2 separate regions of the Mus musculus genome follow, and region 2 is linked to region 1. The links are chromatin loops, found by intact Hi-C in ENCODE. Cell type or tissue: heart. All regions are shown on one strand.

The links. Hi-C counts contacts between places; a loop is a spot of excess contacts. Peaks named below come from ENCODE experiments on the same cell type or tissue, not always from the same donor. Only the 100,000 strongest peaks of a DNase experiment are listed, where the experiment ranks them.
Region 2: it touches region 1 in a loop (7-fold over the local background); 2 of 42 quality-filtered maps call a loop at or near these places.

What each region holds. Positions count from the first base shown.
Region 1 is chr6:147,083,829-147,091,828 of GRCm38, forward strand. Mansc4 (MANSC domain containing 4) reads right to left here and starts at 3,204. Exons shown (of 3, transcript NM_001034903.3): 1 at 2,920-3,204. The coding sequence starts at 3,136. It overlaps Klhl42 (kelch-like 42), which reads left to right and starts at 7,247. Exons shown (of 3, transcript NM_001081237.1): 1 at 7,247-8,000. The coding sequence starts at 7,704. In heart, a CTCF peak has its summit at 4,909 (motif pointing left); DNase peaks (open chromatin) are centred at 3,173 and 7,643; H3K4me3 peaks cover 2,153 bases; H3K27ac peaks cover 1,756 bases; H3K27me3 peaks cover 272 bases.
Region 2 is chr6:148,821,371-148,829,370 of GRCm38, forward strand. Ipo8 (importin 8) reads right to left here. Exons shown (of 25, transcript NM_001081113.1): 2 at 3,034-3,115; 3 at 225-381. Among named protein-coding and RNA genes, the nearest start is that of Ipo8, 6.1 kb to the right of the region's middle. In heart, no CTCF peak of the experiment used is centred here; no DNase peak of the experiment used is centred here.

The DNA of each region.
Region 1 (8,000 bases):
GCATTTTCTTTTCCCCCAGGAGAGAAAGAATAAGACAAAATTAATTACTACTGCATTGGGTTGCAAAACCCCCGAGGATGGTTCTGGGAAGTTGTAAGGAAAAGGAACTGAAAAAGTTATTTAATATTTAGATTTGAGATAAGAAAGTCATTGGTGTGATAGAGAACAGTATTGGATCTTACTCTATAGCCTAAGCTGCTCTTGAACTCAGGCTTATTATATATCCCAGAGTGACCACAAATTCATGACCATGCCCCTGCCTCAGCCTCCCAAGTTTTGGGATTACAGGTATCAGCCACCACACCTCTCTTATAGAGACTGATTTTTATTGGAATAATTTTTTATGAAAGATTTATTTTATTTTTAATTATGTGTACTTGTATATCTATGAGAGGGGAGGCATGTGGCATCAATGCATTCTGTGGAGAACTGAGGTATCAGATCCCTGGACCTGGAGTTATAGAAGGTGTGAGCCACTCAGGTGCTGCTCTACAAAAGTCATAGGAGTTCTTATCCACTAAACAGTCTCTAATCTCTCTGGCCCTATGACATGCTTTCTATGGAGCTGGGAATGTGGTGCCCACCCATAATCTCAGCTTTCCAGAGGCCGAAGGGGACGGATCAGGATTCCCCAAGAAGAGGACAGGGTGAGAGGGAGGGAGGGGAGAAAGGAAGGATGTAAGGAAACTGACCTTCTAGTTCATGTGTATGTTTCAATGTTCCAACTCCGTGCAGAAGTGTGACAAGTCTGGGCCCTGTCGTCCTGTCTTGCCTTCCTGGCTGCAGAGGCTCTGGGCTCATGGAGTGTCCTGGATGACTGCCCTGAACTGTTTTTCTCTTTAATGTTGATGTGTGATATGTCTGTGAGTGTGATATATGTGTGCGAGTATGCATGTGTCAGCGGACAGCCTTGGGGGTCAGTCCTCTTCCACCTTGTTTGAAGCACAGTCTCTTTGCTTTTTGGCTGCTACATGCCTTAGGCTAGTTGGCCTGCGAGCTATCAAGGATTCCCCTGTCTCTACCTTCCATCTCCCTTTAGGGCCACTGGGGATTATAGATGCTCATACTCCTGTGCTCAGCTTTAAGTGGGCTCTGGGGATTCAAACTTGGGACCTCATACTTGTCTGGCAAGCACTTTAGCCACTAAGCCATCTATTTTCCCAGCTCTGTTTTGTTTTCATTTCAGCAAGATTTCGTGTATCCCAGGCTGGCCTCAAACTCATTACATAGCTGAGGACAGCTTTGAACTTGTGATCTCCCTGCATGTCCCCCTAAGTGTTGAGGTTACAGAAGTGGGCCACCACTCTGGGTTTATGTACTGGAGGCCTCCAGCATGCTAGACAGGCACCCTACAGATTTAACAGAAACCCCAGCCTGTGACCCTGCTCTGAAAAGATTCCTTATCAGACCGATTGTTCTTTGTGCCTCTTTAGCTTTGAAGGTCATGGCTTGGGACAAGTCTCTCAAACCACAATCCCTGAAAATCTGGCCGCCCTCCTAGACGCTCTAAACTTTATTCAGAAATTTGCATATGCAATTGGCTAAGCAATGTCTTTAATGAATAATCAGTATCAAATTATGGTTAAAAAGACCATGAGGCCCCTGTGGGGATGGCTTTCACAATACACTGTGTTGCTCTCGTGTCTTTCTACCTAGCTTTAAAAGAAATGAAAATGTCTCCAAGCAGTTTTGACCTTGAAGGCGTTCACACCCAAATCCCATTTATAGGGAAACTTGAAGATAGCATATCTACACTCTAACTTCCTGTACAATGTGCCCCATGCTTTTTAAGCCTGGAGATACATCTTATAAGATAGGCATGACACTGAAACCACCAAAAGTTATTTTAAGGAGAAATTATTAAACATGGTGGTGCTTGCTTATCATCCCAGCACTTGGGATTCGTGGATGGAGGACCAGGAATTCAAGGCCAGCCTCCACCACGGAAAAGTGAGTTCAAACTGGGCCACATGTAAGTACATCTCAAACAAACAGAGCCTCACTGCTGTACCAGACCAGTACAGGATTAAGCCAGTTCGCTTTCCAGCAGGAGTTAGAAGGAGATCGTGAGCCCTTACTCCTCACTGCGGAGCTGTTGACAGTTGATGGCTTCATGGGAGGGGGACTCAGGGTTGGTTAGTTGGTTTTTCTTTCTTTCCTTCTTTTTTCTCCCCCTTAGAGGAGCAGTTCTTGGTCATGCCCAGGAAAATCTGGGCAAGACAAACTGGAGTCAGTAGGTTATTTTTTTAAAAGGAGAATATGAAGGGAGTGGTGGTGAGGGATCTAGAAAGGTTAGAAGTTAGAGGTTAGAGGGCAGAGTGGGGGTGAAAGTGGTCAAAACACTAAGATTCTCAGACTTAACAGAAAACATCTTAAAAGCACTGAGAAACAAAAGTAAATAATGACAGTTTGAAAGTTGGTTACTGTAAATCCAGGTTGTTTGTGTTTGTTGTTTTGGTTTTGAAACACAATCTTAGCCCCTGCTGGTTTCAGCTCACAGTGTAACTGAGGCTTGCCTTGAGCCCTTGATCCACCCCATCCCCCCACCACCACTTTCCAGTTCCTAAATGCTGGGATTGTAGTCATGGGCCACAGCACCTGGTTTATTGGAAACATTTGGATTATAAAATAATCAAGTTAGTTAACCCTGAAAGAAATATGTCCCTTTAGCACTTTGTCAAAGAACGCAGGATACCGTGGGTTCAAAATCACCGGCTCTGCTGCTGCCCACCCTGGGTCCTTCTGCCCCCCCCCCCCCCCCCACACACACACCTGGGCGTGCTCCTGGAGTCCTCTTTGGATCTCCCACTATGGGCCTTATGCTCTGGTTTCGGGGTCTTCCCTGGTTCTACCCCCTAGCCTTGGCCTTGTGCTGTGAAACTACCCAAGTGGGCTCTGCCAGCCCCCTCTCGCTCTCACCATCCTTCCGGAGGCAGCAGCTGCGGCCGCACTTCTGCCCGGTGTTCTCCGAGTAGTACTTGAGGAACTGGGCGCCCAGCCTCTGAGACTCCTCCAGGTCCAAGAGCATCCCCGGGAAGCGGCGGATCCAGCAATCTCTGTAGAACACAGTGGGTGAGCAGAGCCCATGCACCATGCTAGCCAGCCCCAGCAGCAGTAGCAGCTCCACAGCCCGCATCTCTCCGTGCTGAAGGGAGGCAGCTGGAGCTGATCATGGGCTGCTAGGGCTGCAAGGGGCGTCCTTCTGCCGAGGCATCTCGGCTCCTTTTTTGTTCCTTTCCAGCTGGGCCCCGGGAGAGTGCTGGCCTTGCTGCTTTCTCTCTGGACCCTGTCCAGAAAGTTTTGGTGTTCTGACCCTTGCTCTTTTGAAGGCGGGGATGCTCCCGTCAGCTAGTCAGCTATTCTTCTTTCTCTAGGAGTAAAGAGTCACAGACACCTTTTCCTAGGCAGGCATAAAGGCCAGGAGAAACCCTAGCTGCTGAGAAAACAATTACCTAGTCTCTTGACCTCAGATTAAGGGAGGCTCTGTTTTCAGAAACAACACATTGTTTTGTGAGGTGTTCACTATAGGCTTAAGAGCTGGTGACGACTGTATTTTTTTTTCTCCCTAAGTTTTGTTGTTCTGGCTCCAGAGAAAACCAGTTCGTGTACTTGTTTGACTTTTTATTATTAAACAAAACAAAACAAAACAAAACAAAACAAAACAAAACAAAAAAAAAAACAAGAGCCGGACATACGTGGTGGTCTACAAAGTCAGTTCCAGGGCAGCCAGGGCTATACAGAGAAACCCTGTCTCGAAGAACAAACAAACAAAGAAAACAAAAACAAAACTTAAAAGGAAAAAAGTAGAAAAAGAAATATATTTAAAATGTTTAATTTTGCGATAAATGCAATTGTATATATTCTGGTTACTTCTTAGGGCCAGTAGTTTTCTTGTAAGCCTAAAAGAAACTAAGAATTCGACCCCAATTCAGCATGCTCATAACGAAGGGGAAATATGACAGCCTTGAAAAGGCATATGGCTCCATCCCCAGTAACTCTGTGACCCCACCTACCTGCCTCCCTGCTGAACACCATTCGAATGCGCATGTCTCACAGCCACTTCGTGTTTGCCCATGTGGTGGGCAGAGACAACTTGCCAGAGTTGGGTTTTCCTGCTACCACATGGTTCCGAAGTTCAAACTCAGAGTATCAGGAGTCCTCAGCAAGCACTTTGACCTGCCCAGCCACCCCACCAGCCAGCCAGCTGGACATAACCTTATTTATTCTCTCTCTCTCTCTCTCTCTCTCTCTCTCTCTCTCTCTCTCTCTCTCTCTGCCCTGCTCGTGCCCCCCCCCCCTTTTCTCCAGACAGGGTTTCTCTATGTAGTCCTGGCTGACCTTGAACTCAGGTAGGCCTGCCTCTGCCTCCTGGATGCTGTGACTAAAGGTGTGAGCACCACCAGCCGTCTGTTAGTTATTTCTAACAGGATCTTTTCTGGTTTTGGTGCTGTCATGGAGACCTAGGACCTTGTGTGTGCTGGCTAAATGTTCTGCCACTGATCTGGGAACGCTGACTTTGAGAGACAAGTCAACTTTCCTCACTTTCAACACCTATGTTTTTGAGACATTGTCTCCCAGTGCAGGCTTGGCTAGCCTGGGACTTGTTATGGGGACCAGGCTGGCCTTAAACTCAGATCTGACTCCTTCTGCCTCCTAAATTCTGAAATTAAAGGTGTTTGTCACATGACTTATTTTGCCAGAGAGTGTTTTCTTGACCCCAGGTGTATAGTAGATGCACAAATCAAACATTCACTGATAGTAAACCAGAAATAATTTTATTTTGGGGCTGGAGAGATGGCTCAGGAGTTAAGAGCACTGACGATTCTAGAGGTCCTGAGTTCAATTCACAGTAACCACATGGTGGCTCACAGCCATCTGTAATGGAATCTGACGCCCTCTTCTGGTGCGTCTGAAGAGAGAAACTGTGTACAAAATAAATATTTTTTTTAAAAAAAGAATTTTATTTTAAACAAATCTTTGAAATGCATAGAATTTTACCATGTATTAAAACAAAATTTGTATGCTAATGATATGGATGTGCTTGTTAATTTGCACAAAATATTTTTGAATTAATCTCCTCTTTGACAATTTCACACATGTACATAATATATCTGGAGCATACTCTCCACCAATTAATTCCTCCCCCAAACACTTCCAGTAAATATCCCCTTCCTGCTTCAGGCCCTCTGTTGGCTGGCTGGCTTGCTTTCTTCTTCTTCTTCTTCTTCTTCTTCTTCTTCTTCTTCTTCTTCTTCTTCTTCTTCTTCTTCTTCTTCTTCTTCTTCCTCTTCCTCTTCCTCTTCCTCTTCTTCTTCCTCCTCTTCCTCCTCCTCCTCCTCCTCCTCCTCCTCCTCCTCCTCCTCCTCCTCCTCCTCCTCCTCCTCCTCCTCCTCCTCCTCCTCCTCCTCCTCCTCCTCCTCTTCTTCTTCTTCTTCTTCTTCTTCTTCTTCTTCTTCTTCTTCTTCTTCTTCTTCTTTTTTTGGTAACCTTGCTGGAATGTTGACCATTCTTCTTGTTGGCTATCTAGTGCAGACCATAGTTCTGAGAGCTCACCAGTGTGATCTCCTCTTCCCGTACAAAAGACACACATTCCACAGCAAATCCTCCCCACTCTCCCACCTTTATGCTCTTTTAGCCCCTTCTTCCAAGTAGTTCCCTGAGCTTGTGGGGAGAGGTTGCTATAGAAGTCCGGTTAGGGCTGAACACCCAGTCCCTTGTTCTCAGCACTTTGATGAGCTGTCTGCCCACTACAGACAGAGACTTCTTGGGCCAAGGCGGATGGAGAGCAGCACTGATCTGTGGCTATGAACGTAAGTATTCAGAAGGTAACTTGATAGCATATCCATTTAGCAAAGCAACAGCAGTGAGCCCCTTAGGGCTGTGACCCTGAGCACCAATTGTCAGTGTTTAATGATCAATGACAGCTTCATCCACTCAATGATGACATTAAACAACGTGTTCATGAAGCCTTGATACTACTATAGCTTAAATACTTTGTAACAAAGAAGTTTATATGTATTTGTCTTTATGCCCAGCTTTTTAGAACACTGTGTGGTTTACTGAAGTTATTGGATCTTTTAAGATGCCCCATCGTATGGCCAGGGGTTAAAATCTTGCAGGAGCGGTGCCCAGTATTGTCAGGTACCACTTCAGATTGCAGTCCAGCTGACCTCACTGTGGTAATGTGACCAGGGTTGAATTGCCTCTCTAATGAGAATCATTCTCAAAGGTTGGCTTTCTGGTTTGTTTTAAAAGGCAAGAGAATACCAGTTGGTCTGGAAACAAAAGCTTCCATTGGTAAAGATTCTAAAGAGCCAGAGACTAAGAGCCTGTTCTTCTGGTGACTCACTGAATCCTGCCTTGCTGATGGAGGCGCAGACAGATCCAGGTCCAGCCTTTTTTAAGTCAGCCCTCCCAGAAGCCCCCAGCCTGATGTCTAATGGTAGCTGTGGCATTTTGCCTTGCTGTAGAATCTACTAAATCCTTGGCCCCTCACCTGAAACCCTCCTCATACCCCAAACACTGAGAGTGACAGATGGGGAACGGAAGCCTGCCAGGAATGATTGCAGGCCTGTCAATCACGGGGCTGTGTTCCAAGTTTCTCAGAGTATCCAAGAAAGTAAGGCATAGCAAGCCTCAGGTCCATGTGTTGTGTCTCTTTCCCATGGGAAGGCCGGATCCTGCTAGAATGTTTTCTGTACTTCATAGTTCCTTACCTTTGTGTGTATTCTGCAGAATATAATGGCCGACAGCCCTCTCTCTGTGAAGCAGCCGACGGACACAGTAATGCTGGGGAATGCAAGGCAGGGCACCATGGGTACCAGGGCAGACACTATCGCTTCATTACAGCCTTTGGGATCCAGCCTTCTAACCAAGCGTCCCGCCAGGGAACATAGGAAAATGTTCTTTCCTAACAGCTATGATGGGATGGTGGTGGTGGGGTAGATAGGGATGAGAGCGGGCAAGTGCTACCCAGAGGGGACAGCTCTGACGCATCTTCATCTCCGCATCCCCATCTCCGCATCCTCTCCACCCACCTGCCCTTTTTGCTGCTCAGAGACTCTGCTGTCTTGGTGCTGGGGTTTGAACCATGCCACTGCCTGCCTTCCTATCTGTCTGTCTTGTCCATGGAGTTAATAACTCTTCTAATAAATTGCTTAGCCCTAGTAATCCGTTAGTCCACTCTGGAACCACCCCGCGGATCTAAAACCTCGCAGTACTGACTGGCCCAGGAAAACTCACACAGGGACTGTGGGGCTGCGGGAAACACCAGAAGATCAAGTACGGTGACTTGTGCGTAGGGGGCGAGCACCGCGAACCGACGCGTTTGTTTGTTTCCTAACAACACCGTGCTGGAGAAATGCACAGTGGTTAAGAGTGCACACTCCTGCTGCGGAGGACAGGAGCTCCGTTTCCGCGTAGGGCAGCTCACAACCGCCCTTACCTCAGGCTGCAGGGTGATCTGCCGCCTTTGGCTTCCTGGCACCTGCATTGTAGCGGAGGAACCCACATAGACACATGGATTAAAGATCAGAGAGGCCGTTTACTCGGAGGGCGTGTGACGCACCGGCGGGGCTGAGCCCGGGGCCCGCGGCCCGCGGCGGCGGAAGGAAGGAAGCGAGAGCGCAGGCCGGGCTCGGCGGAGGCTGTGCGCCCGGGGGAGGAGCCTGAGCGGCCGAGCGGCGGGGCGCAGCGGCCCAGCCATGTCGGCCGAGGAGATGGTGCAGATCCGCCTGGAAGACCGCTGCTACCCGGTGAGCAAGAGCAAGCTGATCGAACAGAGCGACTACTTCCGCGCGCTCTACCGCTCCGGCATGCGCGAGGCCGTGCGGCCCGAGGTGGGCCCGGAGGTGCAGCAGCTGCGCGGCCTGAGCGCTCCGGGCCTGCGGCTGGTGCTGGACTTCATCAACGCGGGCGGCGCGCGCGAGGGCTGGGGCCTGAGCGAGGACGAGCTGGCCGAGGCTAGTGTGCTGTCCGAGATGGTGGAGGCCGCGTCCTTT
Region 2 (8,000 bases), 1.7 Mb after region 1:
GCAGCATACAGCTGTAATCCCAGCAATTGAGAATGGAGACAGGAGGACTAGAAGTTCAAGGCCATCCTTGGTCACACAGTATACTTGAGACTAGCCTGGGATATATGAGACCTGTCTCAAAAAAATAAAAAATACATAGACACAAACAAAGCTGAAGACTATACCTAATAGTCCCAGCCAAGGCCAAATGCCTCCTCAGATCATGCAGACAGGGTGTGGCCTACCTCACCAAATCTGGAGACCGAATTATCCCTTCCACAATGTTGTCACGGATCTGCTGCCGGTCGTTCTCATGAATATTGAATGGAAATATCACTTCTCCTGGTGGAGGCTCCCTGTCTGGCCAGTATTGTGTCACCATGTTCTTCAGGTAGATGGCAGCTGAGTTTAAGAGAAAAACAGATGTGTTGGACTCAGCCTTACAATTCAGCCTTGTATAGTACAATGCCCACCCAAGATGGAAAAGCTTACAGGTGCAAAAGTTCCCCAACTTGGGAAGGGAAGATGGGAAGAATTCAAGAATTTTATTTGGGAGTCCCACAGGAATAGCCCACCAAGCTGGAGGACATCCTTGAGTGACATAGACATGACCTTGGAATCATGTCCAAGTTTTCAGACTGAGTACAAATACAGTGTCATCAGGAAATTTCCCTTTTCTCAAACGTAACAGTAAACCTGCTGTCTGCTGCTGATCCTGTCCCCCGTCACCCTATACATTCAGGAGTATTTGTGCCCTTATAGCACTGGTAATTTCATTTAATTCTTTGATATATTATTTATAATTCATAAATAGACATCCACTCTCAGATATATTTGGAAAATCTCAAGAAATCTGTATCCCTAGCTATCAAAATCTATAAATCATTGTTTCTACTTTTTCAACATTGGACAAAAAGACATTTGGAAGAAATTAGCTGAATTACTGCTGTGAGGCTGCTTTATTTTGTTTGGTGTATGTTTGTGGTAACCCAACATTGCCTTTGGGTGATAGGATTACAGGAGGCCACCAGGTATGGCTGGATGTCATGCAGGTTCTGGGAATCAGAACATGGATCCTCACTCGTGCAGGTAAAGCATTTCATCCACTGAGCTAGCTCCCCAGTGTAATAAGAGATGTGGCTAGACATGGTGATGCACTGCCTTAACCCCAGCACATGGGGAAGTTGAGACAGAAGACTGCTTCAAGTCTAAAGCCAATCTGAGCTATATAATCAACTCAAAGTTGAGATCTTGTCTCAAAGAGAGAAAAGAGAAAAGAAAGAATATGAAGTTTAACCATTCCAGTTTAATACTTAGTATAAACACATACTCTCAAACGTGTATAAAGACAGACATGTTTCTGAAGAGCGCCCCAGCTTTCTCTTTCCTTTCTGCTCCCAGCAAAGTTTCTTCTACTTCAATTTTACTATGAATTAAACATGGATAATAAAAGCATTTCACCATTGAAAAATATAACATGTTCTGTATTGGTTAAAATGTGACCAAAATTTAACTAAATTATGAACTTGATATCCTATAAGCCCTCTTTCATACATTTTGATGCACCTAGGATTTCAATGTGTTTAAGTAAAAAAAAAAAAAAAAAACCTTAACAGCATGGTAAGCATGCATATATGTGGAAATGTGTATGTGTGTGTTTTAAACCAAGCATCTCATTTACCTCAGTATAATTATTCTATTCTATAATGTGACTGGGTAAGGCTACTCATGCAATAATAGAAAAAGCTAAACATGGTAGTACACACCTATAAGCCTAGAACTTGAAAGGCAGAGACAGAAAGATCAAAGCCCACCCTGACTACATGTAAGGGATAAGGGAAGAAGATATACATCAGGCATATAAATAAGCTTCATATTTAAAACAAAAAGTCTACTTCCTGGTACTAATAAAAAAAAGAAAAAGAAAGGGAAGGAGAGAAGGAAGGAAAGAGAGAAAAAGTTCTGGTCCCCATTCAAACATCCATTCAAAGTCACATTGGTGGTGTCCCACACCTTTAATCCCAGCCCTGGGGAGGCAGAGGTAGGCAGAATTCTGTAAGTTTGAGGCCAGGCTATGACACAGAGAAACCCTGTCTCTGAAAAAAAAAAGAAAAAAGTCCAAGCAATACACTACATCTGTGAGTTGACACAAATGCCACTAGAACTCAGATCTATAAATCTGTGGTCTTAATCTAAGTGACCTATGGTAATGCTATTGGGATCATAACAAATTAGAGAGAAAAATTATTAAAAGTAGAAAAGCAAAATGGAAAACAGCAATGTTAGAAAGGCAAGGAACTGATGGATAGATGAAAGCAGAGAATAAAATAACCAAAAAACAAAACAAAAAACTAGAGTAGCAGTGAGAACTCAGTATTTACCACTAACTTTTCAAGAGAAAAGAAAATGTCTTAGAAGTATTTCATGTGCTCTTCCTAATGTTTGTTTGTTTGTTTGTTTGTTTGTTTTTCGAGACAGGGTTTCTCTGTATAGCCTTGGCTGTCCTGGAGCTCACTTTGTAGACCAGGCTGGCCTTGAACTCTGAAATCCGCCTGCCTCCGCCTCCCGAGTGCTGGGATTCTTCCTAATTTTTCAAAAGACTTTTGAATACATATTTTTAAATTATATTTTTTATTCCTTGAGTGTTACATACATTTAGATAATGTATATTGATCATATCAACCCACCACTGCCTCCTTTCAACTTCCCTAGTGATCCCTATGGTATACCCACCCAATCTTCATTTCCTCTTTATTTTTTACTGTTATTATTAATAGCCCTGAGTCAAATCAGTGATGCCCTAGGAACCTGAGTGTGTGGCCATCCACTGAGACGTGAGCTTCTTACCATCAGCCACATCACCAAAGGAGAGTGACTCTCCTTCAGCAGCCATCAACTGCCAGCAGCTCTTTCAATAGGGTTGGAGGCCGTAAGGGTCATTCCTGGATCAATGCTGGAATTTTAGCTGTCATGTTCTTGTACAGGTCTTATACAGTACATTGTAAATATTTAGATTTAAAGTAGAATGCTCATTGACTTGAAAATGCAACTTACCTGCCTGACGCACAGGGAACTCCACATGGTCAGAGACTATGATCCGAAGCAAGCTGGGGGCAAAATTAATAATCTTGTAGGACTGAAATTACAAAGAAATGCTTTGTAAAAAACGAGGCATTCTGAACAGCTACTAGCACCATTACAGAATATATTATTGTCTAAATGAAAAAAAAAAACTTTTTTGTTATTGTTTTTTGGTCATTTTTCGAGTTAGGGTTTCTCTGTGTAGCCTTAGAACTCCTTCTTTTTTTTTTTTTTTTTTTTCTTTTTTCTTTTTTTTTTTTTTTTTTTTTTGGTTTTTCGAGACAGGGTTTCTCTGTATAGCCCTGGCTGTCCTAGAACTCACTCTGTAGACCAGGCTGGCCTCGAACTCAGAAATCCGCCTACCTCTGCCTCCCAAGTGCTGGGATTAAAGATGTGTACCTCTACTGTCCAGCAGAAAGAAAGGCTTTTAACATAAGATAAATTCTGAAGTAAAATGAAGATTATAAAAATATTTTAAGTTAAAAAATCCTTATAACTAATGAATAAAAATGTGAGTAGTTTTATGATTGACATATATTCCCAAAATGCTCTCCAGAAAGTCTTCAGGTAACTCTCTAAACAGCAGCACATAAGTATTCATTCACCTACCATAAAAACCTGTGAAACCTTAACACCTTATTACTATTTTAAATGATATGTCTTCTGTTACTCAAAGTCCTTTCTGTTGACTATTTTTTCTTCTACAAATTTCTTTTTTTTTTAAACTAAGAATCTCTTTTTTTTAAGATTTATTTATTTATTATATGTAAGTACACTGTAGCTGTCTTCAGACACTCCAGAAGAGGGCATCAGATTTCATTAGGGATGGTTGTGAGCCACCATGTGGTTGCTGGGATTTGAACTCGGGACCTTCGGAAGAGCAGTCGGTTCTCTTAACCACTGAGCCATCTCGCCAGCCCTACAAATTTCTTATACCCTTTATCCTTTGAAAGGGGAAATTTCATTTTTTTTTTTTATTAAACAACTCTATGAGATATTAACCAGATTACAATCTAAACCTTTTATTTGACCTCTGTGGTAAGACAATAGTGCTACCTTAACAAGATCTAGAATCACCTCCGAGATAAGCCTCTGGACTTATCTGTGAAGGAATTTGTAGTTAAGTGATATGGGATGATGCTCCTTACAAGTAGGGTCTTGGATTGAAGAAAAAGAAGAAAGCCAGCTAACACCAGCATCCATCTACCTCTGCATCCTTACTGTGGATACAATGTAACCAACTGCACTGGTTACAATGTAACCAGCTGTCTCACGCTCTTAATACTATGCCTTCACCACCATGATGAACTACACCCTCACACTGTGAGCCAAAGTAAACCCTTCCTCCCTTAAACTGCTTTTATCAGGCATTTTCTTACTAGAAGAAGAAAAGCAACTCATATAAGCTACTCACCACAATTGTTTCCTCCCAGACTACTTGAGCTTTAATTTTCTTGATATGCACTTTTGACAATCAGAAAACAAAATGTCATCTTCAGAAAACAGAAGCCCAACACAGGGAGAATAAAGACAGAATCATGTTTTTAAATTAAAAAAAAAAAATTACAAGTTACTAGAGAGAAAAGCTAGTCCAAAGAGAGCCATTGTGGCACAAACAGCAGAGGACAGGCATTGCTAGGCACAGTCTTCTCAGTATCACAGTGCCTCAGGAATCCATGCTAATGACTTGCTGCTCATTCTGTACACCCATAGGCTGTTTACTCTGGACACCAGTAAGACAGAACCCCATTCCTTCTGACCATATTTACATATGTATCTAGAATCATACCATCCCTCAGCCTAGCCTGGAGCTCTGTGTGACTGTTAACTTACAAGCAGTTTCCGCTAGGCATCTCCCAGGGACCTAGCAACAGCTTACATCATCACCTGTCACCAATACCTGCTGCTGCAGCCAGGTGTGACATATAAAAGGAATAATCACCACCCTAGCTTTCTCTCTCTCTCTCTGTTCCCATGTGTTCCCAGCCAGTCTCTACCCCCGCCTTCTTTCTGTACTTCTCTGACTCAGCTTCTCTTCCCTCATGGCCCTTCTCCTGTTTGTCCGCCTCTACCTCGTAACTCCCTCCCCTTTCCCCAAATAAACCTCCTTTATATTAGGTCTGTTGCATGGCAAGATTTCCCAGGAGGGCATCTTGGCATGGGCCCACCTGGTACACCCCCACCCCACCCCATTAGATTTCATGACACTGACATTCCCAAAAGTTTCATAAATTCTCAAGTAAGGAAACCAGTCCATTCAGCTTGACTTCTCCTGAGTGCCTATATGGGCAATGTTATCCTTTGAGACATAACTAGGTTAGTAATATTTTCTCTTTCCTTTTTTTTTTCTTCCTTTCTTTCTCTTGTGTGTGTGTGTGTGTGTGTGTGTCTTCTATCTTTACATGAGTTCCAAGGATCAACCACTGGTCATCAGGCTTGGAAGGCAAACACCTTTACCCATTAAGTCCTTTTGCCAGCCCACTCAATGTTTTTTAATTTTTATTTATCTATTTTGTGTGTATGAGTGATTTTGCTTACATGTATGTCTGTGTACCATGAAGAGGGAGTCAGATTCCCTGGAACTGGAATTACATATGGTAGTGAGCCACCATATGAGTGCTGGGAAGTGAACTCGGGTCCTCTGGAAAAGTGTCCAAAGCTTTTAAATGCTAATCTGTCTCTCCAGCCCCAACTCATTTGCTTGTTTTGTTTTTAGAGACAGGGTTTCTCTGTGTAGCCCTGGCTATAGTGCAATGCAGCTCACTCTGTTGGTCAGACTGGCCTTGAACTCAGAGATCCGCCCGCCTTTGCCTCCTGAGTGCTGGAAATAAAGGCATGTGCTACCACTACTGTACTAACCTTTTTTAAAAAACTTTTCCAGCTAGGTGTGGTGGTATATACACTTTAATCCCACAACTCATGGTGCAGAAGTAGAGTTCCAAGCCAGGAGTTTAGTGGGTTAGTTTGATGCTACTTGTAATCAAATGCTAAATTCTGCACCCCTAGGTTTGGCTGCTCCAAGACAAGCAGATCCTCTTGTATACCAGCTTTTGTTATATAAACCACCCAACCACCCCCCAACACACACACACACACACACACACACACACACACACACACACACACACACGCTATCCATGATTGGTTAATAAAAATGCCCACAGCCTGTAACTGGGCAGAAGAAAGGAAGGCAGGGCTTTGATTCCCAGGCTTGGGATCTGAGGCCGGGACAATGAGGGGATGAGAGAGAAGGAAGAAGTCACCTTGGGGTAGGTGGATCATGAGTACATGGCCATGAGGGCTGGCCTGTTGGAGTAGGAACTACCCAGAGGGAACATGGCAAATGATTTCTCAGGGTTATTGACAGGGAAATAGACAAAATAAGAGGGTTGATATCTGCTCAGCTCTAGAGCTTTAAGGATTACTATAAATATAAAATTTTTGTGTCTTTTATTTGGGAACTAAATGCTTCTAAAGTAGGGTAGAAACCCCCAAATAATATTTACCACAACAAGGGAGGTCTACTCTATCTCAAAAAAAAGAAAAGAAAGGAGGTAGATTCCTTTTTAACTATCACTAAAACCATAAAAAAAAAATCTAGTTTTTTTGGTTGGTTGGTTGGTTGGGTTTTTGGTTTTTTGGTTTTTTGTTTTTTTTTTTTTGGTTTTTCGAGACAGGGTTTCTCTGTGTAGCCCTGGCTGTCCTGGAACTCACTCTGTAGACCAGGCTGGCCTCGAACTCAGAAATCCTCCTGCCTCTGCCTAAAAATCTAGTTTTTTAAAAGCAGGTGTGGGGATCTGGCAGGGGAAGGCAGTGATTAGCAGCACCTGCTGTTCTTCCACAGCACCCAAGCTCAGTTCCCAATACCCACACCAGGTGGCTCAGACACCCCTATCTCCAATTCTAGAGAATCTAAGCCCTCTTCTGGTCTCTGCAGGCACCCCCATCCATATACATGATAAAAGAATATTTTTTTAAAATCTGGGGCTTTGGAGAGAGAGAACTCAGAAGTTATAGGCATCTACCACTCTTTCAGAGAACCTAAGCTCAGTTCCCAGCACCGATGTCAAGCCGCTCATAGGTGCTGTAACACAAGCTCCATGGGTTCTGATGACACTGGCCTCCACAGGCACCTACGTACACATGCACATACCCATATCCATACACAGAATTTTTTTTAAATAAACAAATTTAAATGAAACAAAAGCAATTTTTTAAGCCTGGGCTGCATGAGATCCTGATTCAAACAAATTTGGAAAAAGAAGAGAGAGTTAAGCCATTAAAGAGTGCAGAGCACCTGAGTTCAGTTCCCAGCATCCACATTAGGTGGCTCATAACTGCCTGCAACTCCAACTTCAAAAGACCTGACTCCAAAAATCCAAAGGCCTCTGACCTCTGCAGCCACCTGCATTCATGTGCACAAACCCACACACATTATTTATGTATATGTATGCTTTATTTTATATATAACCAAGAATAAACCTTTTAGCTGGCTATGGCGACATATGCCTTTAATCCCAGCACCTGGGGGCAGAGACAGGTAGATCTCTGAATTCGAAATCACCCGGTCTACAGAGTGAAATTAACACCAGCCTGGTCTACACAGCTAACACCAGCATCCATCTCATATTTACATATGTATCTCATACAGTAGATACCTATTCATTCATGCAAGCAAAGCTGGATGACACAGAGGTGCTAAGGGACAAGCACGCAATACCCAACATCAAATCTAGGTCTTCTACTTCAAGTACAAAAACTTACTGAAAGCCTATTACAATCCAAAACGCTGTACCAGATATAAATGCTAAGTGAATGACGGAGTAACATTATCCTGTTTTGGTTTGATTTTTATGGTTCTGGAGATGAGCTTAGGGCCTCCCACTGTAAAGCAAACTACAAGTAACAAGGAAAACGATCTTCTGATGAGACAGAATTTG